2 separate regions of the Homo sapiens genome follow, and region 1 is linked to region 2. The links are chromatin contacts, found by Hi-C or POLR2A ChIA-PET in ENCODE. All regions are on one chromosome and are shown on one strand. The core of a region is the stretch at or near the end of the contact, and the rest is flanking DNA. Distances in the headings are between cores, read along the strand shown. Region 1 holds the start of FAS-AS1 (FAS antisense RNA 1). Region 2 overlaps LOC101929727 (a long non-coding RNA gene).

Region 1 (5,164 bases), core at 2,665-5,164, 800 kb before region 2:
AATAAAGCAACCTGGGATAAGGGACTACAGAGAGAGGGAGGGGCTTGGGACCAGCTCTGCCTGTGGCCACTACCTGTGGGCAGTATAGGCCCAGGGTTTTTTTGTATTATTTTTATTCGACAAATAAAAAAATTATATATATTTATGGTATATAACATGATGTCTTGAATTATGTACATATTTTGGAAGATAATTATGTACATATTTTGGAAGATAATTAGCTAAATCGAGCTAATTACATTGGGCATTCCTTCACATACTTATCATTTTCTTTTGTGTGTGTGTGGCGAGAACACTTAAAATCTACTCTTAGTAATTTTCAAGTATACAATACATTGTTATTAGCTATAGACATCAAGTTGTACACTAGATCTCTTGAACTTATTCCTCCTAACTGAAATTTTGTATCCTTTGACCAATATCTCCCTAAATCCCCCAACTTTGCCCCCAACTAGCCTCTGGTAACCACTATTCTACTCTCTACTTTTATGGATTCAAAACTTTTAGATTCCACATATAAACGAGATCATGCAGTATTTGTCTTTCTGTGAGTATAGGCCCAATTTTTAAAATCAAGCCTGAAACCTTACAGACATTCACATGAAAAAAAACAACAACAACCAGTTAATTAGGACCAATGATCTCTGTGAGAATGGCTAAAAACCAAAGCTAAATCCTCAGCAAAAAAACAAGAGTCTTCACCCGCATACTCTGACTTCCTCTCGCTCTCTTTTTCAAGATATCTGCCCTCACAAATAAAAAGTATTCACATTTCTCATATCTTATATTTTTATAGCCTCACAAAACACAGAGGTGAATAGAAACACAATGCTGCCTGACTTCATTGAAGGACAGGCTATCATTAATGAATCCAATGTCAAATTGTCAAATTTACTCTAATTTTGCCAGTTTATCCCAGTCCATGCCTTAACACAACCTATAGTAAGCTTGCTCACTTTGCTGGGCTGAGTACATCTGCTGATTGAATTTGTAGTCAGATTTGCTAATTCACAAGGCTGGCCTTGCTCTAAAGGTATGATTTTTTGTTTCTTTGTTTTCTTTGTAGACGGAGTCTCACTCTGTCGCCCAGCCTGGAGTGCAGTGGCATGATCTTGGCTCACTGCAACTTCCACCTCCCAGGTTCCAGTGATTCTCCTGCCGCGACCTCCCGAGTAGCTGAGATAACAGGCACGCCACCACACCCAGCTAATTTGTGTATTTTCAGTAGAGTTGGGTTTTTGCCATGTTGGCCAGGCTGGTCTCAAACTCCTAATCTCAAGTGATCCATGATCCACCCACCTTGGCCTCCTGAAGTGCTGGGTGACAGGTGTGAGTCACCTGCCCAGCCTAAAGGTATAATCTTATACTAAATTCACTATCATTTCTACTTAGTGGGACTCAGGCTAGTTGTCCTATATAACTATGATTGCCATTTCTAAATGTCTAAAGATGGGGTGACTGGGCTGTACAACAGTTTATTTCAAATCAAGAAAGCAGTTGTGATCAAAGGGAAGAACCACCTCATTTCCTTCCGGGGAAGGTGAAGTTACCAATCTTACAAAAGTCAATTTCTCTCTGATTTGGGCTTTACTACTCACACTGTCACTTCAAAGACAGTAAAGGTAGGCAAGTGGACTGAAGATTTGTTCCTGCTTGAGACTGAATTGAAGATATTTAATTGGTGTTAGAAGTAGAACTATATAAAAAGCTAAAGACTTTTTTTAAAGCAAGGATTTTCCAGAAAATAAAGAGGATTTATTAAATGTTATTTTTCCACTTTTATGAATATATATATACATACATAGCAAAAAGAAAACTACACACTAAGGCTATTGTAGTGTTGTACCTTATAAGGAAGTACAAGGTACAACATATAAAATTATGTTGCTTTTTATCGTTTTGAATTATTTTATTATTTTTCATCACAAGTCCTAAAATTTTAATATGTAAGTTCTATGAGTAATTTTTTAGTAACAAGAAAAAGTCATATATATATATGTATCCCAGTACATTTAAGAAATGCTTTTTTTCAATAGTAAATTATAAAAATAAGTAATAAATTAAAAAATAAATAATAAAAATTATAGTAATCCCAGCTCATTTAATAAATGCTCTCTCTATAATGTATCCAATAAAAAATATGAGATAAAAATTATGTAGAAATAGAAAAAGGTTTGTGTAACATGCAAAGGAACAAAAAACAGACTATATATAGCTCAAATTAAACATGCAATTATGTATATGTGTAGACAAGGCTAAGAATTTATAAGTAAAATCAAAATTCTTTACATTAGTGTGGTGAGATAAAGTATAAATGTAGTTTTTAAATATTTGCTTTTTGTTTCACATCATGTGGTCATTTTTTCTATATTTACCTATTTAAAAATAAGAAAGGGATGGGTTCACTGTCCTAAATTTGGTTTCAAGTTGCTTTTTATCAATTTCAAGTTTTAAATTGTGTTATTTTATTTTTCATCATAAGTAAATAGTCTTTAGTACCTATTACAAAACATGTGCTCATCAAGGGACTTTTGGGGCCCAAGATAATTTGCCAAAAGCAATTAACTTCCTAGGGGCTTTCAAGTGGGGGGATTTCCTTACTTAGGTTTCAGACCATCTCTTAAGAAACAGTTATTCTCTCAAACTGGCAGTTTACTCTGGTAATCTGGCACCCCTAAAGCAATGTAGTAGCCTTCAAAGAGATTCCTTTGAAACACTGACACTTCTCCTATGTGTCAGTATAAGAGTATTCAGAAGGAAATTACTTGTCCAGTGTCTCAAAGAGCTTACTCAGAGACAACGTCCAAATTCCAGAACTTCTTTGCCTCTAATTTGCTGCTAAGGGTGGTAACTGTATTTCAGGCATGAACATTAGAGGATTTTTCATCAGTCTAACTATAGCTGGTAGTGGGGGTGCTGCCATTTATCAATTTAATTTTTGCTTGCAAACCTGGCCATCATTTACAAATTTGTGTTTTTCCATCCTGGTTGCTAATGTCTTAATTCATATTTTATCATTTTATTGTATTTGTAAGACTTCTCAAGTCCTTTGTGATGTAAATATGGCCCATTAAAAATGAAAATAAACAGCCCAATATGTTCGTTAGGTTGGCTTAAGAAAAATTATTAAATTACAAATTAAGCTACAAAAATAAATAAATATTCCATTTTATGCTCTTTGGGTTGGTTTAAGAAAAATGATTAAATTACAAATTAAATAACTGTTCTTTATTTTCCCCACAAAACTATTCTGTATGACTGCTTGTAAATACACAGCTTTATTTTCCAAAGGCCCTCTCCCTTTCCTTTGACCATAAGATAACCATTCTACAAAATGTAAAGGAGAGCAAACTGGCTGTCCAGTGATTGCCTGGCCAATGTCCTAAATAATGCAAGACAAAACCTGTTGGGGCCCAATAAAATAAAAATCCATGGACTCTTAGAGGCTTCGGAATTCAAATGAGCCTCATGGATCCACATCCCTTCAATTAGCAAGCTGGCATTTCTGAGCGAGGGACTTTCCAAAACAGGCTGCTCAAGTTTCTTGGCCAATAACAGGGTCATGCACAATAAAAAAAAAAAATGCAACCCACAGCTATTTCTCAAATTAATTTGTAAAGTAAGTTTGACTCTTTTTCTGTCTCCTTTAGAAATTTGTCAACTTTTTGGGATTTCAAACTTTTTTATTGTAAGTGTCGGAGTAAAAACACTCAGAAATAGGAAAGAGAAAACTAACACCAGGAAGGTTGAGAGAAGGAAAGAGAAAGAGAAGCAAAAGGGGTTAAGGATGGGGATACTTGTTGACTATAGTTATCACCAGAGTCAGAGGACTAGGGGAAGAGGGGAAAAGCAGAAAACAGCTCCCCACCCATCTATGTCCAGCCCATTAATAGAATTAAAATTTGCTTCTGTATTCCAAGTAATTAGCACTTTGCATCTATTTTATTTATTGCTACTACTAAGAAAACATAACCGTGAAGGCATAAAAGCAAACATTTTCTGTAGACACATGAGGTGACACAAGAGTGTTGAAACTTCTTTAAGGATAAAGGCCTGATGTTAGGCATGTCGTGAGCGCAAAACCAATTTCTGTGTAACTAAATTTAAAAGAGTCATATTAGAGGGGAGAAATGGAAGATAAACTGCAAAACGTAAACAATGATTACTTAGGTGATAGAGTTATGTCTGATCTTTGTATTTGACTCATCTGCATTTATAAATTTTATTTAATAAGCCTTAATTTCCTAGGCCATATATCATATACAAATATAAGTTATACCTAACTTATAGGTATTATAATATGTATATATACATAAATGTATGAATATTTACATATGCGTGTGTGTGTGTATTCTTTCAGAAAAGCAAAGTTTTCTTCGGGCTTTAAACACGCAGCCTCTGGTAAAGGTGCTATTGGTACAAAAGTTCAACAAGCATAGCTCCAAGCTTTGACAATTTTCTTACACTTTACTAATACTGCTGTCCAAAAACTATGAGATTTTCAAAGCAGCCAACATTGCAGTGGTGCAATGGTTAATAACAAGAGAGAGAAGAGTGTGGCCTGAGGTTGTATAAATGTTTTCTCAATCTTGAATCATTAATTTTCTCCAAGGAAGTTTCTAAAGAATCCCAAATAGTGCACACTATTTCTGAAAGGAACAGGATTTTTTTTTCTAATCATAAAATGGACCCAGACATCTCAGCCTCTTGGTGTAATCTGGATATCAGATGCAATCAGCGAACAGCCTGAGTTTTGGAATTAGATCTGAGTTCAATCCCATATCTCCCATTTACTAGCTGTGTGATCTTGGCTGAATTACTGAAGCTCTCTGAACCTCATTTCGCCATCTGTAAAATGGGGATGTGGTTATCTTCCCCACTACATGGCTCTCGTGAGAATCCGCGGAGATCACATTTGTAAACACTTCTCTCGCTATGCCTGGCACTTTGTTGGGGCCCAATAAAATAAAAATCCATGGACTCTCAGAGGCTCCGGTACTCAAATGAGCCTCCTGGATCCACGTCTCTTTGATTAGCCATCTGCAAGCTGGCATTTCTGAGCGAGGGACTTTTCAAAACAGGCTGCTCAAGTTTCTTGGCCAATAATAGGCGCCGGGTTCTGTGCGGTGGGAACGAGTACCACCAACCCCAGCAGGAGACCAAG
Region 2 (4,504 bases), core at 277-2,776:
TATCATTTTCTTTTCTATTCTATTTAGGCAAGCTCCACAGTGCTAACTATTTCAGTTCCCAAGAGGCAAGGAAACTTGATGAGCTCTTTCTTGGGGTCTGTGTGGCATCTGGGTACCCTCTTGCTCCCACTCTCTAATGAACTATGGGGAAATTCTTCATGTAGCTTGGTGTACAGGTCAGCATCCAGATGTCTTCTTACCCCAAACTACAGGGTCTACAGGGTTGTTCAGCCCTTCCTTCCATTCAGCAAGTAGTTACAGATCTCCCATGGTGTGCCCAGCATTGTTGCCAGGCAATGGAGGGTAGCAAAGGAGGGGGGTGTGAAATTATGTTCTCTGCACAAAAAGCAGTATTGTCTATCCACTCACTAGGTTCAGAGCTTTAGTGGCTTTAGTTGCACTACAACTGGACAACTAGGGGTTAAGTGTTTTGAGCTTTGCTTATAAAAAGACAGACCCAAATCAGATAAGGTAACTAATTTAGAAGCAATTACAATGCATTTTATCCTATTCTTTTGCCAAAGAGCACCTTATCTAAGCTGGCTTTCCTTTTTACTTTTCCTTTTAAGTCTCAAAAATATCTCATTCAGGGTCAGGAAAAAGAAGACGCACAGACCAAGCATTTTGAAAAGGGGATGATGAATGCATTGGATGCTTACACTGTGTTGAAGAGGGAATTTGGATCCAACACCCACCAGGTCTTAGGGCTTGACAGACTCACTCGAGTATGCCTGACCAACCTCATATTCTGGTGGGGATTTTTGTTTTCCATGAACATATGGATTGTGTTAGTCTTTAGGAAGCACTTAAGCTAAAAAAGAAAACAAAGTTAAGATACAGTACTTTTTATTATATGAAAGCCTAGTTCCTCTTTTTGTACTATTTAGTATTCTGCCCCTGGTTATTTCAAAATAAACAATTTTTGAAGATAAGTAAATAAGCATTGCTATTGAATACAGTGGTTCTCATACTCTTGGATGCATAAGAATCCCCTTGGGAGTTTGTTAAAAATCCAGATTTCAATACAGTAGACCTAGATAATAACCCGCAAAATTTCCATTTTTAATCATTTCTCCAGAAGATGTGGTTTACAAACAAGACTTTGAACATCACTGGTCTAATTACCTTTCTGATTGTCTTTGGTTGACTCTTAGTCATTTGTATTATGGCTTACTTCTGACTCTACCAGTGAATGACAAAGCATGACCTATTCTTGCTTTTCAGAAAGCACTTGCCTCTCCCTGGCTATATTCATTTGTGATTGGCCCAAGATGAGAGAGATATCACCTGAGTCATCAGAGAAGGAGGCTTGAGCCACTTTGTCCCAGGACTCAGAGGAAAATATGGGAGACCTCTAGACCAGTGCTTTTGAACCAGGAGCAATTTTGCTCTCTACATTTAACAGTATCTGGAGACATTTTTGGCTATCACAATCTCAGCATGAGGGGGGACAGTGAGGAACGCTACTTGCATCTGGTGGGTGGAGACAGCGTTGCTGCTAAACATCCTGTCATGCAGAGTACACCCCTCCACAACAAAGCCTTCTCCAGCACAAAGTGTCAACCAGGCTGAGGTTGAGAAATCCTGCTTTAGGCCCAGCTGTTCTTTGAAGAGAATTTGGAGAGTTTACACCCCATTTCCACATGCCCAAAAGATATATTGAGCCCAGATGGTGAGAGTCTTGAATGCCATTATTAGGCATGTAGACGTGATTTCATATTTAGTAAGCTTAGAAAAATAAGAAAAATCACCTGTGCTTGCAAAACAATTAGCCAAGAGGAGTAGTGATGACCAATGCGAAATAAATAGCTCTTAATAGACACATGCATGTCGAATTTTGACACTAAGAAAACCACATTGTAGTGGGTCAGTGTGTCTAAATAATTGGTTTTAGCTAATTTTGTTGTAGCACAAACTCATTAAGATGTGGCCAGGGACATAGATAAAAACAGCACAGTCCTTGCCCTCAAATAAATTATTTTCTGAGTGGAGATCATGTGTACCCCAAAACTCATAATGTAAAGTGGAGCAAGATGAACTCAAAATGCAGCATATGAAACTACAGTAAATAGGAGAGGGGAACCTGGCTGTCCCGATGGAGGGAGACTAGGTAGGCATGGGAGGAAGGATCAGGGAAGCATATGTGATATTTCTTGAGTTTGCTCTTAAAAAATACGTATGATTTTGACAGAAGACATGGAAACAAAGTTATTCAAGCAAAGATTCAGAGGCAGAAATGTACAGGGTGGTGGTGGGGTGGGGATAGTGGTCCCAGATGAGTGAAGAGGAAGGTTTCATTGGTATGTGAGGGAGAGAAGTGAAATTGACCCCGTTTGGGAAGGTTCTGACTGCTTGGCTAATGTGTTCGCACTCTGTTCTGTGGGGAGCCAAAGGACCACCCAGGTCCTTGATCCTGGGAGATTCTGATTCCTAATCTAATCCCCGTAGCTCTAAACAGTTCTCGGGCGAGTCAATAAGGCATGCAGGCACACACTCGCTCTGTGGGTCTAGCTGCACCTTTCCCCTTCTTCTCAGTTCCCATTTTCCACCTGCAGACTCGGCTCTCTAGAGGCCTGTTGACCATTAAGTTGTGGGTGACAGGTAAGAGATGTGATTGTTTGCAGGTCCTGTGAAGAGTGTAAGGAGAATTTCCAGATTTTCCAGGCTCCTGGCTCTCATTAACCTCAGGAGCACAAAGATCACCTCTCCTTATTCACAAAGCCAGCACTATACTTCGATGTCAGGAATGAGTGGAGGTAGGTTAGTTGTCCATGCTCTTTCACCAAGGCAGCCAGCCATGCTAACTCCATGTCAATATACACTTATTTTAAACTGCTTCCTTCAACAGGGTACCACCACCTAAACTACTCTCAATCTTTAAAGTTAGCAGGTAGTTACTCAAGTAAAAGTGTAAATACAAATGGCAGCTTTCCTATAAATACTAAAAGTATAAGTAGAAGACAGCACAAAAGTGACAGATATCCCTCTGGATAAGCAGTCCCTGAGAACCAAACCAGCAGAAGAGACTTTTGATGAAGGTTGCACAAATTAGCAAGAGGATTTCATGTTCTTGGAGCCATGTTCCCAAAACTATGTTCCATGAACGCATTCAGGGTCCCTGAGACCATATTAGGTGTTCCACAAAAGCAACTCCACAGTCAAGTAGGTGTGGAAAATTCCAAACAATACTCTAGGCCCTCCATAGTCTCTGATGAAGTTTCAAAATTCCCCCGCATGGGATGGCATTAAATATTCTAAATACTAAAGAAAAAGATGTGTCTGACTTTGATCAACCCAGATTTTCCAAATAAACTTCTTTTATTTAAGGCTTTTAATTTATTTTTTTAAGTAGTGTATCTACCAACATTTCATGGGTACTTAGATATTTAGCAAGCACTTCCCATGTGCCAGGTGCTGTGCTAAATAATTTACATAATATTAATTCACTTGATTCTCATACCTACAAGGCAGATAGGATTCTCTTATTTTACAGATGAAGAAACTAAAATCCACCGTAGGGGTGTCCATGTTATCCAGGCAGCAAGGTCCCGTGGTGCATGTTTCTTTAAACAATACAAGGAACACAGCATAGGAAGCACAGTGTTTCAGAGGGGCTGCCCTGACAAAGAACATAAAGATAATCTGTCTCTTTTGTTGAGAAAGTGCCTTACGTACTTGTGCTACTCCTAGGTACCCCATGGGTGTATATCTCTGTGCTGTGGTTTAAATAAACTCTTTCATCATAATGAGTTGGAGACAAAGGTATAGAAGAAGAGCCTATGGGGCACCCCAAGCTGAAGACGCCACAGTAGATAATGCCAACAGGTATACAAATCAAGGGATGGCATGTTCTCAAAAGTACATTGAAGCCAGAGTCAAGATCTCAGACCTCGTTTTACACACAAGTGAGGAAACTGGACCCAAGATAGTGTTTCACCCAAAGGCTCACAGCAATAGCTGGGCTCCTCTTTCCTGGTCTAGGATGTTTTCCTACACATAACTACATTGCTGCTAATTTTGAAGATTGAGAGTAGCTTCGACTGAGCTTCTCTGATGACAGAAGCAACCAAAACATATTCTCTCTTGACAATGGAGCTAGCACAGGCTCCCCAGGAGCATAGCTCAGCTGTTTTACCTCTTTGCCTTCTAATCCCTGCATTTGGTTTCTTTAATAAAGGGGAAAAAATCAAAACATCCTTTTCTTAAGCAAGAAGTATATTTCATCCTGTAGAACTCTCTAGGTTAATTGACTTGATTTGATTAATCCACAATGTAAACTTATATTAAACATCACATCATACACCATAAATATGTATAATTTTTATTTGTCAATGAAAAAAATTAATTAAAATTAATAGATAAAGACACATGCAGAAAAAAAAGAAACTAAAAAGAGAGAGAACTCCCTGGGACTCAGACCCAAGAGTACAGTACAGGCTGTAATTCCTTAACTTCTCCAAAATTCTCCTACTTGCCATGGCAGGTAGACACCCTATACAATGCG

What was found. A loop is a pair of places that touch in the nucleus more often than their neighbours do. ChIA-PET counts read pairs that join two places held with the same protein, here RNA polymerase II (POLR2A). Pooled maps may share reads with other maps.
Region 1: a loop to region 2 is called in a map of CD4-positive, alpha-beta memory T cell, with 4 times the contacts of the local background. The contact joins the promoter of FAS-AS1 here to the enhancer-like site in region 2. A Hi-C loop is called at or near these places in 1 of 168 maps with a recorded cell type or tissue (CD4-positive, alpha-beta memory T cell) and 3 of 50 pooled maps. POLR2A ChIA-PET finds 5 or more read pairs at or near these places in 2 of 52 experiments (MCF 10A and activated CD4-positive, alpha-beta T cell).

What each region holds. Positions count from the first base shown.
Region 1 is chr10:88,991,725-88,996,888 of GRCh38, reverse strand. FAS-AS1 (FAS antisense RNA 1) reads left to right here and starts at 3,914. Exons shown (of 1, transcript NR_028371.1): 1 at 3,914-5,164. All of the region lies in intron 1 of FAS (Fas cell surface death receptor), which reads right to left. RefSeq lists an enhancer at 5,156-5,164.
Region 2 is chr10:88,191,238-88,195,741 of GRCh38, reverse strand. All of the region lies in intron 1 of LOC101929727 (a long non-coding RNA gene), which reads right to left. It also overlaps a transcript of RNLS not described here. Among named protein-coding and RNA genes, the nearest start is that of PTEN, 330 kb to the right of the region's middle. Within about 2 kb of position 1,526, at least 3 of the 41 ENCODE cell types and tissues checked have a DNase peak (open chromatin) inside an H3K27ac peak, as active enhancers do.